Regions from separate parts of the Mus musculus genome. Here region 2 is linked to region 1. The links are chromatin loops, found by intact Hi-C in ENCODE. Cell type or tissue: left cerebral cortex. All regions are shown on one strand.

Evidence for each region. Peaks named below come from ENCODE experiments on the same cell type or tissue, not always from the same donor. Only the 100,000 strongest peaks of a DNase experiment are listed, where the experiment ranks them.
Region 2: a loop joins it to region 1, with 2.0 times the contacts of the local background. A loop is called at or near these places in 2 of 42 quality-filtered maps.

What each region holds. Positions count from the first base shown.
Region 1 is chr14:21,382,817-21,390,816 of GRCm38, reverse strand. All of the region lies in intron 9 of Adk (adenosine kinase), which reads right to left. Among named protein-coding and RNA genes, the nearest start is that of Gm52152, 32 kb to the left of the region's middle. In left cerebral cortex, no CTCF peak of the experiment used is centred here; no DNase peak of the experiment used is centred here.
Region 2 is chr14:21,479,340-21,487,339 of GRCm38, reverse strand. It overlaps Gm30363 (a long non-coding RNA gene), which reads left to right and starts at 3,720. Exons shown (of 3, transcript XR_874393.3): 1 at 3,720-3,808. In left cerebral cortex, a CTCF peak has its summit at 467 (motif pointing left); no DNase peak of the experiment used is centred here.

The DNA.
Region 1 (8,000 bases):
TGCAGGCATTACAAGCACCTATTGCACAGACATTATAAGCACATTCAAGCAGACACTTACGCACACAAAATAAAAGTAAATATGATCTCAAAATGAAATGAAATGAAAACACATGATATTCTCCTTTTCTTCCAACAGATCTTTGTATTAAAAAAAATCTAACAAGATTAATTTGAATATACAAATGTTATGATAGAAACCAAGAAACACCAGTCTATTTCCAAACCTGCCCTGACTTCTCCATGATCCAAGTTCCAAAAGTTCCTAGAGTTAAGGCTGAAGATCGTTAATATTTACGGATTTGTTATGAAGGCTTAAGGTTTAAATGCTTAACAGACCCCAGACGGGCTATCTGCAAACACAGTGTTGATGTGATCATAACAAACAGCAAAGCTGATCCTTCACAGCAACCTTGCAATGATCTCTAATTTATGATAGATATAAAATGGCAAATCCAATCTCATAGCGCAGAAAGTCAAGGTCATGGTTTGTCTCAGAAGTTCCTGGGTACCGAGATACAACAGCAGCTCAGGCAGATAAAGGAACCCTGGGAAGGTTCCACAGACCTTCCAGGGCCTTTGTTCTCTGGGTCTCCAGCCACCGTTCCTCCTGCAACCTTCTAAGCACTACAGGTTTAAACCATATGCAGAGGAAATAACATGGTGAAATAATTCCTTCATGAAAACATGAGTCACAGAGGGCAAGTGTGTCATACAGAATTCAATGGAGAGGATTTGCCCTGGGAAGTGGGACTCACTCTTTCTCTGATGTTGATTCCAGCTATGCAGATCAGGGGTGGGAGGCCCAGGGTGAGGCGGGACATTTACTCCAGGTAACACTGAGTAAGAAGAGTCAGGGTAACAGAGACTACTTCTGAGGATAGAAACAGGAAGTCCATGGGTGATCAAGCTGGTGACAGGAGAGTTAAAAGCAGGGAGAAAAGAAAGCCAACGAAGAGGGAAACAGCCTCCATCTGCAACCCTGGCAGAGTGGGTGACCAGAGTGGCAATCATATACCTCTTCCCCCATAGTTGACTGACACACAGGGCCTGAAAACTGTCAGCAGCAGGCAGAGTGCCCATTACCCTTTGTTCCCCTTCCAGGCCTTTTGCTATCTCGTCTTTATGTACTGAGAACTATCTATCCCTTGCCCAGGAACCCTGATGCCCCTGAATGTTCCAGGCAGGATGGGGTGGGGGTGGTTTACTCTGGAAAGAAGAGTAACCTGCCTGATCTACAGAATATAACATTTGTGGGCTAGCAGTCTCCAGGTACACAAAGAAAGAAGTAAGTCTGTAAAGTGAACAGAGTTTAACACTGACATCATATCTACCTGTGGCTGGACCAGTCCTCAGCCAGCATAGGACAGTAGCAGAAACCATTGCAACACAAAGGAGCTACAATACAATCCAGCAAACCAGCCTCACCCCAGACTGATTCCAATACTGGGAGACTCAGAGAAAAGCCTCTTTAATGCTTTGTCTTCTTAAAAACAAAACAAAACAAAACAAAACAAAACACAAAGCCCATCAGTAGGGTTTTTTGGATCAACTCAGGTTGTTGAGTTGATGGCAAGTGTTCTTCTCCAGTGACTACCTCATGCTCCTTCTTTGCCTTATTTTACAAAACAGACTCTCTTTATTCCTTCTTTTCATTTAAAAAGTACTGTTGGATGTCTTTGCTTTTAAAACTTTTATGCTTTTCATTTCTATTCCCATTTACCTAGTGTTATTCACATATCATAAAATCTATTTCACAACTGGACTTGTTCTATCTTCCCCCACTCACATTCTCTTCCCTTTATTCTGCTTCACTTTCCTTGCCCCCTCCTTCATTTATTAACACTGGTGTGAGAGAGCAAGGCACCACGACATTGAGAAGCTCCCAAGATACGGAAAGATGGAGTGGTTGACATGAAACCATCCAAAAAGAAATAAAACCCAACAAAATACTCTGGGGCACCGTTAAGAGAAAGAGATCAAAGCTATGACTGTGGTCTAGAAGAGTGCCCAAGTCAGCTGTAAGTGTCAACCTGACACAGCCTAGGGCTATCTGAGAAGGAGTCTCAATTGGGGCATTACCCAAAACGAACTGGCTTATGGGCATGTCTGTGGGGAATTTTCTAAATTGTTAATTGATGTCATAAGGACCAACCCACCTGGGCAGATGGTCCTGGGCTGTATTAGCAAGTTAGCTAAGTATGAACCTTATGGCAAGCCAACAAGCAACTACTTCTGGTTCTTGTCCTGCCTTCCTTCAGTGACAAACTATGACCTGTAGGTGGACATATACTCTTCCCTCCCCTAAGCTGGTTTTGGTTGTTTTATCACAAAAAAAAAATTAATAAAAGAAATCAAGTATTAGTTATGATCAGAGATAAATAAGATACAGAATAAAGGCACAGAAAACTATTCAATGAAATACAGAAAAATGCCTAAGTTGAGAAGGGGGAACAGGGCCAACATATCCAAGTAGACTTAAGGAAGCATTAATGACTATACTCTTAGTACTTGGTTGTGGGTGAAGCAAGAGGATTGCAAGTTTGAGGCCAGCCTGGGCTACATAATAAAATCTTGTCACACAAAAATGATATCAAATGCAAGGTACAAAAAAAGAATTTTAAGTTGAAAAGACCCCCCAGTATGGAAGAGAGACTTCAAAAGAAATATCCTACAAGTTACTTAGGTGCAAACATGCACACTTACTATATACCAGGAAAATTCCAGCCAAAGCATATTGAAATACCATTATGCCCTCACCAGAATGGCTATGATTAAAAAGATACACAGTAACAAATGCTAGCGGAGCACTGGAATCATTAGAGTGCCATATACTGGTTAGAGTGGAGACTGGTACAATCCTTTGGAAATTTGGGACTGAAAGATCAAAATCTTTACTATCTGTAGGATTTGACATTACAAAGGATAAATTTCATTCATTGAAAAAAAATTAACCAGGATATAAACGGAAACCAAGATAGAATATACATACCAGCCAAAGAAAATACCTGTATCACAAATGAATATTGTAACCCTGCGCATGTGGATGGAAGAAAGCAGCAGCTCAAGTGACTCCAGATGACAGACGCTTACTGTAAGTACAACAGGCGCTCACAAGGGTGTGGGTAAACAATCCAAAACGACTTTATGATGGGACAAGCAACAATGCATTTAGAACCCAAGGCGGGAGGGAAAGTTATAAACAAGGAAAGGGCACAGGCTGGAGCGACCGTCACATGCATGCACAGCTTATTATAATGCATAATACGCATCTTGCCACGCTCTGCTCCAAAGGCCTAGAAGCAATGAGGAGCTCAAGGAGTCCAGATTCGTGTTTCTGAATACCGTGCTCCGAGGAAGGGAAACTGAGTTCCTTGGCAAAGATTCAGGAAGCAACAGAAAAAATACATCACATTCCTGGGGTCATCTTTGTTGTTAAAAAGATAGGAAGTGTGCAAGTTAAGGATAGAAACAGTGCCATACAAAAATTCTGCACACTAGTGAATCCATTCCAAACCAGGACTAACAGCTACCAAGAGAAGGTGAGAAAACGGTTTCTAGGAGTGGGGCAGACTTGGTGGGGAGCATGAGAGGGGTTTCTGAAGGGCTGTGGTACTGTGTCTCTCTCCTCTTCCCCATCCCTCCCTCCTTTGGAGAGGGTCCGGCTAAGTGATCTTATCATCAAACTAACTCACGATCCTCCTGTTACAGTCATGGGGCTGTGTTTCTTTATGTGGTTGCAGTTACATGAACGTAAGTTAATAATTAAAACGTTGTACCAAGTCTGCATATTAGAGCTCAGTACACTTTTTTGGCATTTTAAAGGAAAGTATATGTAAGTTTGACTGTATAAGTTTTTAGTATATATTGCATTAATATGTAAGTTTTAATATGTGTAGTCTGCATTGCATTAATCTGCCTTAACAGATCCTTGTAGAAACCAACACTACTTTCTCAGTATGGGCTCTTTTGCATTGCAGCAGGATCCTGTTTGAGAGAAACATGGCAGCTGGGGGAAGTTGTATTTTTTTCAGGACTGAGAACAATACACTATACAAATCACGCACAATATAATTTTGTCAGGATATTCTAAATTATCCCACATGATATTCTAAATTACTTTTGTTTTATTTTGCTTTTTAAAAGACAGGGTCTCACTTTGTAGCCCAGGCTGACCTTAAGACACCCTGTAGCCCAGGCTAGTCTGAATGAGAATTCTTGCCTCAGTATCCTGAGTGCTAGCATCATAGGCATGAGCTACCATGCCCAGGTCCAACAATATTTTGACTTCTTGGTTAATAACAAAGCTCTGCAGGAACAACTCACTTGTTCACAAGGTAAGGACTATTTATTAAAATCTCACCAGAGGAAGGGAGAGGGTCTGGCAAGGTGGCTTAGAGGGTAAAGGCATTACCAAACCTGCTGACCTGAGTTCAATCCCTGGGACCTAAATGATGGGAGAAAAGAGCCAACTCCTGTAAGCTGTCTCCCTGTTTCTATACTTATGCCATGGTGGGCGGGCATTACTATACCCCTACCTTACCCCAGACACCAGTTTTTACCAGTGGGTCTGGAGAGATAGTCAGAGATTTAAGAACACTGGCCACTTTCCCAGAGTACCTGGGTTTGATTCACAGCATCTCTGGTGGCTCACAACTGACTGTAACTCCAGTTATAAGGGATCTAATGCCCTCTTGTGGACTCCTTGGGCACCAGGCACCCATGCGGTGCATAGACATGCATGTAGGCAAAATCCCCCACACCACATACAGACATTCTAAATGGATGTCATTTAAATTGTTCGTACTATCACCAACCTATGTCAACAAGATCAACCTTTAAAGCTGGTTGCTGCAAAGATGACATTTTCTTTTCTAATAGTATTTATTCTAAGTGTGTATATGCATGCATGTCTCAGTGTGGGCATGAGCACGTGAGTGCACGTGCCTGGGCAGGCCAGAGGTGCTGGATCCCTTGGAGCTCAAGTGACAGACAGCTCTTAGCTGTCTGACCTGGGCACAGGGAATTGAACTTGAGTCTCCTACAAGAGCAGTATGGACTCTTAACCATTGAACCAGCTTTCCAGCTAGACTTTTCAAGGTGATGTACATGAATACTTGGTAGCAGGAGTAGCTGGAATTGTAGCTGGCATTATTCTCTTAACCACTCCAGGGAAGACTTTATATAGAACTTTTCTATGTGTGTGAGTGGAGTGCACACAAATGCGGAGGCCAGGAGAAGGAGTTAAGTATCTCCCTTTATCCTCCTCCATCTGTTCCTTCAAAGCAGAGGCTCTCTCTAAGCCTGCGGCTTGTGTTTTCTTGACTAGGGTGGAAGGCAGCAAGCCCCAGTCATCCTTCTGTTTCCAACTGCTTTGGAACCGGGCTACTGGTGAACATGGGGAGTGTCCTTCTTAGATGAGTGTTGGGATCCAAACTCAGACCTAATGGCCTGACAGCAGGTGCTTGTAACTGCTGAACCATCTTTCTAACCCCTAGAATCTGCATCATTTTGTATCGTGTGCTTTCTGAGTTTTACACAAACTCTTTTTATTTTTTTATTATCCAGTGCTAGAGAGCACTTTGTGTGTCTGGAGAGCAGGAGAGCTAAGATGAAGTTGATTTAAGGACTTGGGAAGATGAGAGGTTACTTTAGTACCTCCATTTACCAATAATAAAAGAACTTAGGACATTGTTAGATGTAGCTAGTGTTTTTAAGGGCTGAGCCATCTCTCCAGTCCCCTTGACACTTTGTTTTCTTTAAAATCATTTTTATTTATGTATCTGTGTGAATGTGTGTCACATGCAGGTAGGTACTCACAGAGGGCCAGAAGAGGGCATTGGGGTCCTTGGAGCTGGAGTTACATGTCCAACATGGATGCTAGGAATTGGACTAGGGCCTTCTGGAAGAGCAGCATATACTCTTAAGCACTGAGCCATTTGTCCAGCCCCTAGTGCTTGGTATTTTTGGATGGAGTAAAGAAAAAGCGGCATCTATCAAGTTCCGACTTACTGAAGACGGTGTTTGGTTATTTATTCTGCTTCCACCATTCCACAGAATCATAAAACGTGGCCCTTGAGTCAAACTACTTAACTGGATGATTCTCAAGGTGAGAGATGAGAACAGATAGAATAGCTCTATCACCTGAGGGGAAACTTCCTCGAAATATACAGCTTTCCTCCAGACCCTTTCACTGGCATCCTCACACACTTCCCCGAGGATGCCCATCCTAATGGTGCTCAGAGTGGGATTGTTACAGCGGGGAAGATACTTTAAAAAGGAAGGTTTACATTTACTCAAAACTCACTCGATGATTTATTTGCATATGATAGCACCGGCCTTTCAGTTACGAGCCTCTATGAGAAAAAGTGGTTTATAAAGATCATATCTCAAAAGGAGATGGTTTCTAGGAAAAAAAATGGCAAGGGAATTGATTTTTGTTAACATTATTGCTAAATGCCTTAACAGTGTGATCATTTGAAAATACTCCACAGTGTGAGGTTTAAGGCACAATGAGTCCTAATTAGTGCTTTAATAAGTGTGTTAGCACTGCCTTGTACCATTCTGGAATGTCACTTATGGTAAATTAAGGGACACTTTCCCTCCCTATCTTCCATTAGTATTTTAATGCTAGGAGGTGGGAAAAGGCTGATCCATATTCAGTAGGAAAGGAGGGAAAACAATAACAAATTGGCATCTCTTCTGTGAATTGCCCCACAGGCCAAGCATCTTTATGTCCTTAATCATTATTAAATGACTTAACATGACACCCAGAGCCTGGCGAATGATTGCATCCTGACATGAGAACGAATTACAAATGAAATGAAAGATCAAGCTGTATTAGAGGACTGCCTCTGGGAAATGAAAATCTTTAATTCTCTTTTATTATTGACATTTATTTGGCTGCCATGAATAACAACACAGCAAAGAGACTCAGCTACGCGTGTACACTGAATAGCTTATCCCAGGGCTCAGAACTGCATTAACATTTATCATGTTTGCTTTTGTAGCTGACACCAGTGAACAGATTCTCTATCCATCTTGTATTTATCATGCGTTGCAATATACCACATCCTCTAAGTTCATTTTCATATGTAGGAATGGCAAGATTAGCTATGTCTTGCATCAAATAAATTTCCGACTAGAAGCATTCATAGGAGTGGCTTAATAGAGTTAATAAAGCATAAAGCAAGTTCACACACACAAAAAAATCAGTTATAAGATAGGGAGGCCAAATTTCATTCTGGAGAAAATTACGCAAATTGAGAGTGAGGAAGAGGCTTGTATGCGACATGATCTTGGATACAGAAAGACTTAAAAACGTATGTCTCCACAAAGACCATCCCAGTAGCATCTTATGGACCTGGAGGTAGGGTTACATCTCCTATAAGAAGCCTACCTGGTTCCAGTCAGAACTGGTCTACATACTAGCAGAAGAGTGACCTGTGTGTGTCATGTAGAAATACCCTCTCATGGGTGACTTCTTTCTTACAAAACTTCACCACATGCCTTTGCCTGCCACCTCAGTGAAGGGCTGCCCAGCACCTGGAGCCTTTGCTTACGCGCATCTCCTAAACTGCACTGCCCCTTATTTTAAGCCCCTTCAAGAATTCAAGGCTTAGCAAGGATATTTATCTTTTTGGGAAAGTCACTTAACATGCTAGAATGTGTTTGAAATTTTGCTTTAGTTTTTCAATAGCTCTCAGCACTAAAAAATTCAAATATAAATGTGTTTGAAATTTTGCTTTAGTTTTTCAATAGCTCTCAGCACTAAAAATTCAAATATATATCTAAGCAGGTATAATGGCACCATGATTCCCCTTGTATCCAATGCCCAACGTTGGCAATCAACACCTGACCAGTCTTAGTTCATGGGATTTCACTTAACTGCCATCCACTGACTGCTTTTGAAGGAAATCTTGATTTTGTCTTTTGGTAAGTCTGTAAACAAGGAGGATGAGTAAATCATTTCTCATGTGTCTCTCCATACCCCATTTTGTT
Region 2 (8,000 bases), 97 kb before region 1:
AGCAGCTGGAAGGCCAAGGAGGAAGATCACTTGAGTCACAAGTTCAAGCCCAGCCTGGGTAACATATAACATAGTGAGGCCCTGCCCCTCTCAAAATAAATATTTAAATGCAGCTGAACACACAATTCAACATGAGCAACTCACAAAAGTAGTACTAGCCAATACACATACAGAGTGTTTGGAATGACTAGGCACTAAGTCCACGGTGGTCATGAGACTTCTTCCTTTCTAGATTAATAAACATTAAAAATATTGTCAATGCTTTTTTTAGAAATACATTTATCTTCAGCGATGAGTATCATTCATTGAATTACAAACACCCTACTATCAGAATGTCTTTTTAAAATGTATTTTGGGGCTGGAGAGATGGTCCAGCAGTTAAGAGCACTGACTGCTTTGCCAGAGGTCCTGAGTTCAAATCCCAGCAACCATACAGTGCCTCACAACCATCTGTAATGAGATCTGATGCCCTCTTCTGGGGTGTCTGAAAACAGCAACAGTATATATATATATATATATATATATATATATATATATATATATATATATAAACACACAAATATAATAAATAATGTATTTTGATGGCTAAAGTGATGATTCCGCAGTTGAGATGCCCCGAGTACAATCCCCAGCACCCACACGGCAGTTCACACCTTTCTGTGACTCACTTCCAGGGCTTCTGACACCCTCACATGCACACGTGCAGCAAAACACCAATGAAATAAAAATAAATGACACGTTTTTAAAAATGTAGGGGCCAGCTATAAAAGCCCATATGTACTTGAACTCTCGACCCATCTGCCTCAACCCGCTGAAGGCTGATACCAGAAATCTGTAGCACCCACTCAGCTTACAGTTTTGAATTTTAAAGTAAAAGTCAGCAGGTGGGTCTAGACTTGCCTCAGAGGGAGTTTTGAGAACAGCACCAGCTATCAGCCAAAGGTTCTGTACCACCCAACAGGAGATATCCCATCAAAATTCAATTTGCATTTCTTTGACTAGAACTTGGGTGTTCCTTTTCATGCGTTTAAAAGGCATTTGTATTTCCTTTTCTTTGAACCCCCATACTGGGTTCCTGGCAGCCATTAGAGTTTTTTTAATAAAAAAAAAATGTTAGGTCAGGTATAGTGGCTCATGTCTATAACTGCATTTAGGAAGCAGGAAAGTCAAGATGACAAGGTCAAGGAACCAGACAGATGGCTTAGTAAAGATCAGTATTGCTTGCTCCCGCAGAGGACCAACAGTACAGTTCCCAGCACCCATCGCAGGGGGCTCAGAACCACCTGGAACTCCAGCTCCAGGCTATCTGAAACCACTGACCTCCTCAGGAGCTACCTACACCTGTGCACCTACACACACACACACACACACACACACACACACACACACACACACGTAATTAATTTTAAAATAAAAATATGCCGGGCGGCGGCGGCACACGCCTTTAATCCCAGCACTTGGGAGGCAGAGGCAGGCGGATTTCTGAGTTCGAGGCTAGCATGGTCTACAAAGTGAGCTCCAGGACAGCCAGGGCTATACAGAGAAACCCTGTCTCGAAAAAACCAAATAAATAAATAAATTCAAGGTCAGATTAAGGTTAGCTAGCAAGTTTGAAACCAGCCTGGGCAACACAATGTCTTGCCTCAAAAAAAAAAAAAAACAAAAAAACAAAAAACAAAAAAAACCCTACAATCTGCCTAGGTGCTCTGCAATTGCTTTTTCTGTTGCTATGAGACACTGCACTGTTGAAATCCACTAATTCATATTTTCCTGGGCTTCTGGAAGGCCAGGGCCATGGCTGTCCAGTTCACCATCTGAAGCCCACGTGGGCAGCCAAGAGACAGATACCTTTCAGGGCTGTGACTCTGCTTAAGTGGCAAGTAGACAGGTGACTCCTTCTAAGGAGTCTAAAAGGAGAAAGCTAGCTGGAGCTCTACCAGCCTTCTTCAATTGTGACAAAATGAGATTTCTAAAACATTACCCCAGCTCAGACAGCAGCCTCCACAGTCTAGAACAGATAAATACAGACAGGTTCATCCCAGCCTCTGCCCATAAGTCCCCATGCCAGCCCCAGCCAGGGTCCCTGCAGAGTTCCACACTCACTGACTCCCAGCATCCCCTGGGCCAGAGCAGCTCCAGAAGCCTGTAGTCTTCCAAGACCAAGGGTGGCCTAGACTGGGTTATGAAAGTGATTAACTCTAATCCAAGGACCCTTGAAGAGACCCTGTCTATACCTGGAAGAACCAAGTAATGAGAAGGTGGAGAAGAACCAACACTGGAGCGGGCCCTCTTGGCACCTGTGCTCTCTCCCAGAACTGACACCCAGCACCTATGCTACCCCCAGGTTGCCCGCTCCCATGCCCTCTGCCCTGAATACTGTTGCCCCACCTCCTATGCTATCCGACCTTACCCAACCCCACCCAGCTGTACAGTGCCTATCCCCACCCTCCCGCACATGCTGTCCCGGGTGCGCGCGCGTGTGTGTGTGTGTGTGTGTGTGTGTGTGGCTCATTGTCCATGGGCAGAAGTACAAAGTGAACTTTGTTACCTCAGACTGATTTCATTTTGGCTCTTAGCCATCGGTGCCATAATGCAAGAGACACATTCTATAAGCTAAGAACATCAATGTCACTCAGGACTTCCAAGAGCAAGGGGACACGATACATGGCAAGGAGGACTGTAGTTGCTTTCCTTGCATGACTGACCCTCTCCCCAGAGCCTGAGGCACCCACTCTAACCATCACTCACTCCATCAAGATCATCTTCAGCCATATCATGAGTTTTTGACTGCATGAGACCCTGACTCAAAAACATCATAAAACAAAAGACCTTTTCAATCTTGCATCAGAAGAACTCATGTGATATGATGGTCAAAGAGCAGCTGCAAAATCACTTAAACAAACTCCTATGCGCTCAACCAGACTCCGTGGACAGAGGTTTGCCCATTCTCTTTATAACCCCCTACTGTGTATACTATTATCTCTGCAATGCTCTGTGATTGAGAGTAGACTTAAGACTTTTACCCCTTAAATAGGTCCAGCTTTCACTAACATCAAGGACACCCTTTTAAATGATCACATAATTATCAAATTCAGAAAATGTGGCTTTGTTAAATTGCTGTTATCAAACCTGGAATTCATATTCAAATATCACTAAGTGTCCCAATAAAGGCTTTTATAGCTTTTTCTTTCTTAGACCAGGAGCCAAACCTAGATCTGATGTTTCATTTAACTGTCTCTCCGGTGCAGATCAGTGCCTCCACTTTTGTAACAATTTTAGTGGCCCGGTTCCTTTGGATCTGCCCAGTGTTGCCTGAGTTAAAGTTTAGGGTGTTAGCTAAGTTTTGTTTCTGTGACCTCAGGAGCACCCCTCCTTCTGCTCCCTCCCAGGGCCCCTACACTCCAGTTGCCCTCACTTGCTTTGGTTCTGTCTCCTTTTAATAACTTACATTTGTTGCTGGTTTTGGGGTTGGTTTGAATGGGGTTGATTTGGGTATAACAGACAGGGTTTGTGTACCCTGACCTAGAACTCACCCTGTAGACCAGGCTAGCCTCCAATTCAGAGATCTATCTGCCTCTGCCTCCTGAGTACTGGGATTTAAATATGGGATTTTAATGTGCCCAGCAGTTTTGTTGATGTTAATTAGGAAAAAAATACATGTTTCTTAAAATTTACCATTTTCATTTTTGTTTGTTTCAAGAAAGGGTCTCATTACATTATTCTGACTGGCTGGGACTCACTGTGTAGACCAGATCTGAGAGATCTCCAAGTGCTGGATGAATGGTGTGCGCCACTTCACATGGCATGGGTGAGTTTTAATATGTAACATTCTTTTTGGTTTTTCAAGACAGGGTTTCTCTGTATAGCCCTGGCTGTCCTGGAACTCACTCTGTAGACCAAGCTGGCCTCGAACTCAGAAATCTGCCTGCCTCTGCCTCCCAAGTGCTGGGAATAAATGTGTGCGCCACCAGACCCCCACAATACATAACATTATTTACTGCTTTTATTTACAACTGGTATTGCTTAAGGATATATAATTTCTAATTCAAAAATATGTGTGTCTGTATTTCTGTGTGTGTTTTGAGACAAGGTCTCAAGAAGCTTAGCCTAGGTTCATACAATATGCAGCTGAGGATAGCCTTAAACTCTTCTTTCAAGTGCTTGAGATTACAAGTATGTCCCACCATTCCAGTGTGGTTTAGAGATTGAAGCCATGGCTTCCTACATGCTAGGGCAAGAATTTTACTAGCTTCGTTACATCCCTATAGCCTTACAGTGTTAATGGTGGAGTGTGGGGGTGTACATGTTTATGTGTGTGGGTGCGCTTGTGGAATCCAGAGGTCAACCTCCAGTGTCCTTCCTCAGGTGCCATCCACCTGGATTTTGTTTGAGACAGGGCCCCTCATTAGAGTGCACCCAATAGATTCTGCTGGGTCCTCCTATGTCCTGGGCACGCTCTTGTTACAAGCTTAAGTCACTAAGTCAGGTTGAGTTCTAGGCACCAAACCCAGGCCGTTATGCTCACAAAGCAAGTACCTTGCAGACTAAGCTCTTGTCTCAGCCCCCATAACATTAATTACTTAGAACAGAAAAGGTGCTTGCCTCAAAAGACTGGTGACCCATGCTCAATTCCCCAAACATACTTAAAGGTGGAAGAAGAGAGCCAACTCCATAAAACTGTCCTCTGACCTCCACATGTGCACTCTGGCATATGTGTCACCAATCATCATCATCATCATCATAACAGAAAGAGGAGGCAGAGAAGGGAAGGAAGGTTTGCCTACTGAGAGTTCGTTGGAAGTATTCACAGCACAGGAGAAACAGCTTATAGAAGCTTCGCTGAAAGCCTGGCTCACTTTAGGGAGGGGACTTAGGAGGTGGCCCGGGCTGCCCCTGGGGCTAAGGCTCCCTAGGGAAAACTTTCGAATAACAAGTTTCCTTCTTCAGAACTGAGAAAGTACAGCAGCTTCTCTGATACAGGCCCTGCAGCCACCTCACCTGAGCACTGGGCAGCTCTTTCCCCCACTTGCCCCCACACAGGGTTTCTCTGTGTAGCCCTAGCTATCCTTAAACTCACTCTGTGGACCAGGCTGGCCTCGAACTCCCAAGTGCTGGGATTAAAGGTGTGTACCATCACTGCCCGGTGCACTGGGCATTTCTATGGGGAAAATATGGTGGGGAAAATGGTCAGAGAAAAATACAGCCTTTGCAAGTCAACGAAAATCCACCATTTACTCCCAAGGGCCGAGATTAAAGTGTATCGGCACTGCCCCACTGTGCTCTGTTAATTTAGAGTTGGGATAGACCCAGGTCGCTAAACATGCTAAGCACATGTTTTATGATTTGGTCACACCAGGTCACATTGGCATAGGTGATTGTTCAATTTTCAGTACTGGTGCTTGAGCCTAGAGCCTTGAGCATAAGCAAGCAGGCAAGGGTTCTCTCACTGAGCTATGCGCTGTATTGTATCTCCAGCCCCTTTTATTTTTGTTGATTTTGTTTGTTTGTTTTTTGAAAATGGTCTCACACTGCCCTGTAACTCATTAAGTACCCATGGCTGGACTCTATTCTTGTTTACCTGGGTTTTAAAAAAAAGCGGGGCGTTATGGAGTATGCTTAAGACAGTCCCAAAGTCCACATTCTTCCCAACAAAAGCATGGTCAGGCCTAGCAATACCTCAGTCCCTGCTATCAATTTCTGTCTCAGTTTGGGTTTCTTTTGCGGTGAAGAGACACCATGACCATGCCAACTCTTAAAAAGGAAACATTTAATTGGGGCTAGCTTACAGTTTCAGAGGCTTAGTCCATGATCCTCATAGTGGGAAGCACGTCGGCATGCAGGCAGACATGGTGCTGGAGAAAGAGCTGAGAGTCACATCTGGATCCGCAGGCGGCCGGAAGTGAACTGACTGACTTCCTCCAAGAAGACCATACCTATTCCAACAAAGCCACACCTCCTTTGCCCACAGGCTTATGGGAGACATTTTATTCAAACTGCCACAGCCCTATTGCTAGCTCAGGTTCTCCTCTCTTTAGGATCTTTTGCAGTTCTTATGTTCTCTGCCTCGCCCTCTCTTTCCTTCCATTCCTCCCTCTTGCTCCCTCTCACCAAGCCGTTGAGGCTAGTCTTGAACACATGATCCTCCTGCGAAGCCTTTCAGTACTGAAATTACCTTGCCCAGTTTTTTGGTTAATCTTGTTCATAAATGTATCCATTTGCCTATTTTCTGCTTTACATGGTCTTTTGGTATGATTTTAAACTGATTTTTTTGCAAGGCACACTACTATTGATGTAGATCTAGCCCTTTCAGGTTTGGTTTGTTTGGTTTTCTAGTACCTTTGAGAATTGAATTTAGGGCCTCACACAAGCTAAGCAAATACTCTCCCACTAAGCTAAGTCCCAGTTTTTTGGTTTTTGGCTTTTGTTTGTTTGTTTGTTTGTGTTGGGTTTGGTTTTTTGGTTTTGGTTTTGGTTTTTTCGAGACAGGGTTTCCGCCTGCTTCTGCCTCCCAATTACTGGGATTAAAGGCGTGTGCCACCACCTCCTGGCTTGTTTTTGTTTTTTTAGTCTAGCCTGATACTCACAGCCCTTCTCCTGCCTCAGCTCCTGAGTTCTGAGGGATTACAGGTATTAACTACCACACCAGGTTTTTGGGAGGTCCTCTGTCCTTTTTGATACTGCTTTGTGCACTTCTTTTCTGTGAACAATGTGCACCACATACACACATTGCCCTCAGAGGTGGAAGAAGGCATTGGATCACCCAGAGCTGGAGTTACAGGCTGCTGGGAGCCAAATCTGGGCCTCCCAGAAGTGCAGCAAGTGCTCCTAATGCTGAGTTGCTCTTGGGAAGCCCTGAGGGCTGAGTTACTCTCTGGTTACAGGTTTGCTCAGATTGTTGTAGGTATTTTTTTGTTTTGATTTGATTTGTTCTGTTGAGAGAGACGCTCAGGCTTGCCTCGAACTCCTCACTTAGCAGACACTGACCTTGAACTCCTGACACCCTACTCCACCTTCCAAGGACCAGGCTTACACCCAGAAGCTGCCATCGTTTGGTTTTTACTGGGGTCTGTCTTTTGTTTTTAAGAATTATTTTTACACCGGGCAGTGATGGCGCATGCCTTTAATCCCAGCACTTGGAAGGCAGAGGCAGGCGAATTTCTGAGTTCGAGGCCAGCCTGGTCTACAGAGGGAGTTCCAGGACAGCCAAGGCCATACAGAGAAACCCTGTCTCAAAAAACAAACAAAAAAAAAAAGAAGAATTTGTGCTTGTGGGGCTCAGTGTGCATGCACTTGTGAGTGAGGCCAGAAAACAGTGCCCTCTCCGTGGAGCTCCAGCTGGAGGCAGAAGAAAGCTGGGCCATGCTGGCTCTGGGAGCCAACCCTGAGTCCTGTGGAAGCAGGATGCGCTCTTAACTTCTGAGCTGTCTTTCGGACCCTAAAGATCGGTGTATTTATTTTCATGTGTCCTAGTGTTTTGCCCATCTGTGTGCACGGGTACTACTTATGTGCTTGGCACCCACAGAGGCCAGAAGAGGGCACCAGATGCCCTCGACCTGGAGTTAAACAGGTGATTGAGTATGAGTGTGAGTGCTGGAAACTGAACCTCAGTCCTCTGCTTTCCTGAGGCAAGTTCAAGGGCTCTGCCAGAGCAGGGAGTGCGCTTCACCCCCGAGCAGCTCTCTTGCTAACTCCTGGTTACTAAAATCTTTTTTATGCAGGCTCTTACAGGGTACATTCTCCCTCAGGCACCGCTCTTTCTGTGTTCCAAGGGGGGGGGGCTTGTTGGATTTTTCACTTTATTCATCTGAAAATGTTTTCCAATTTCCCTGCTGTTATCTTTGACCCTCTGGCTGTATAATTTCCACATATTTCTGATTTGCTTCTGCTATAGAACACAACATTCATTTCATTGTGATCAGAGGCAGATTACATGATTTTAATCCTTTTAAATGTATTGAAAACCCTTTGTATGGCCCAGTGTAAGATGTATCCTGTAGCAT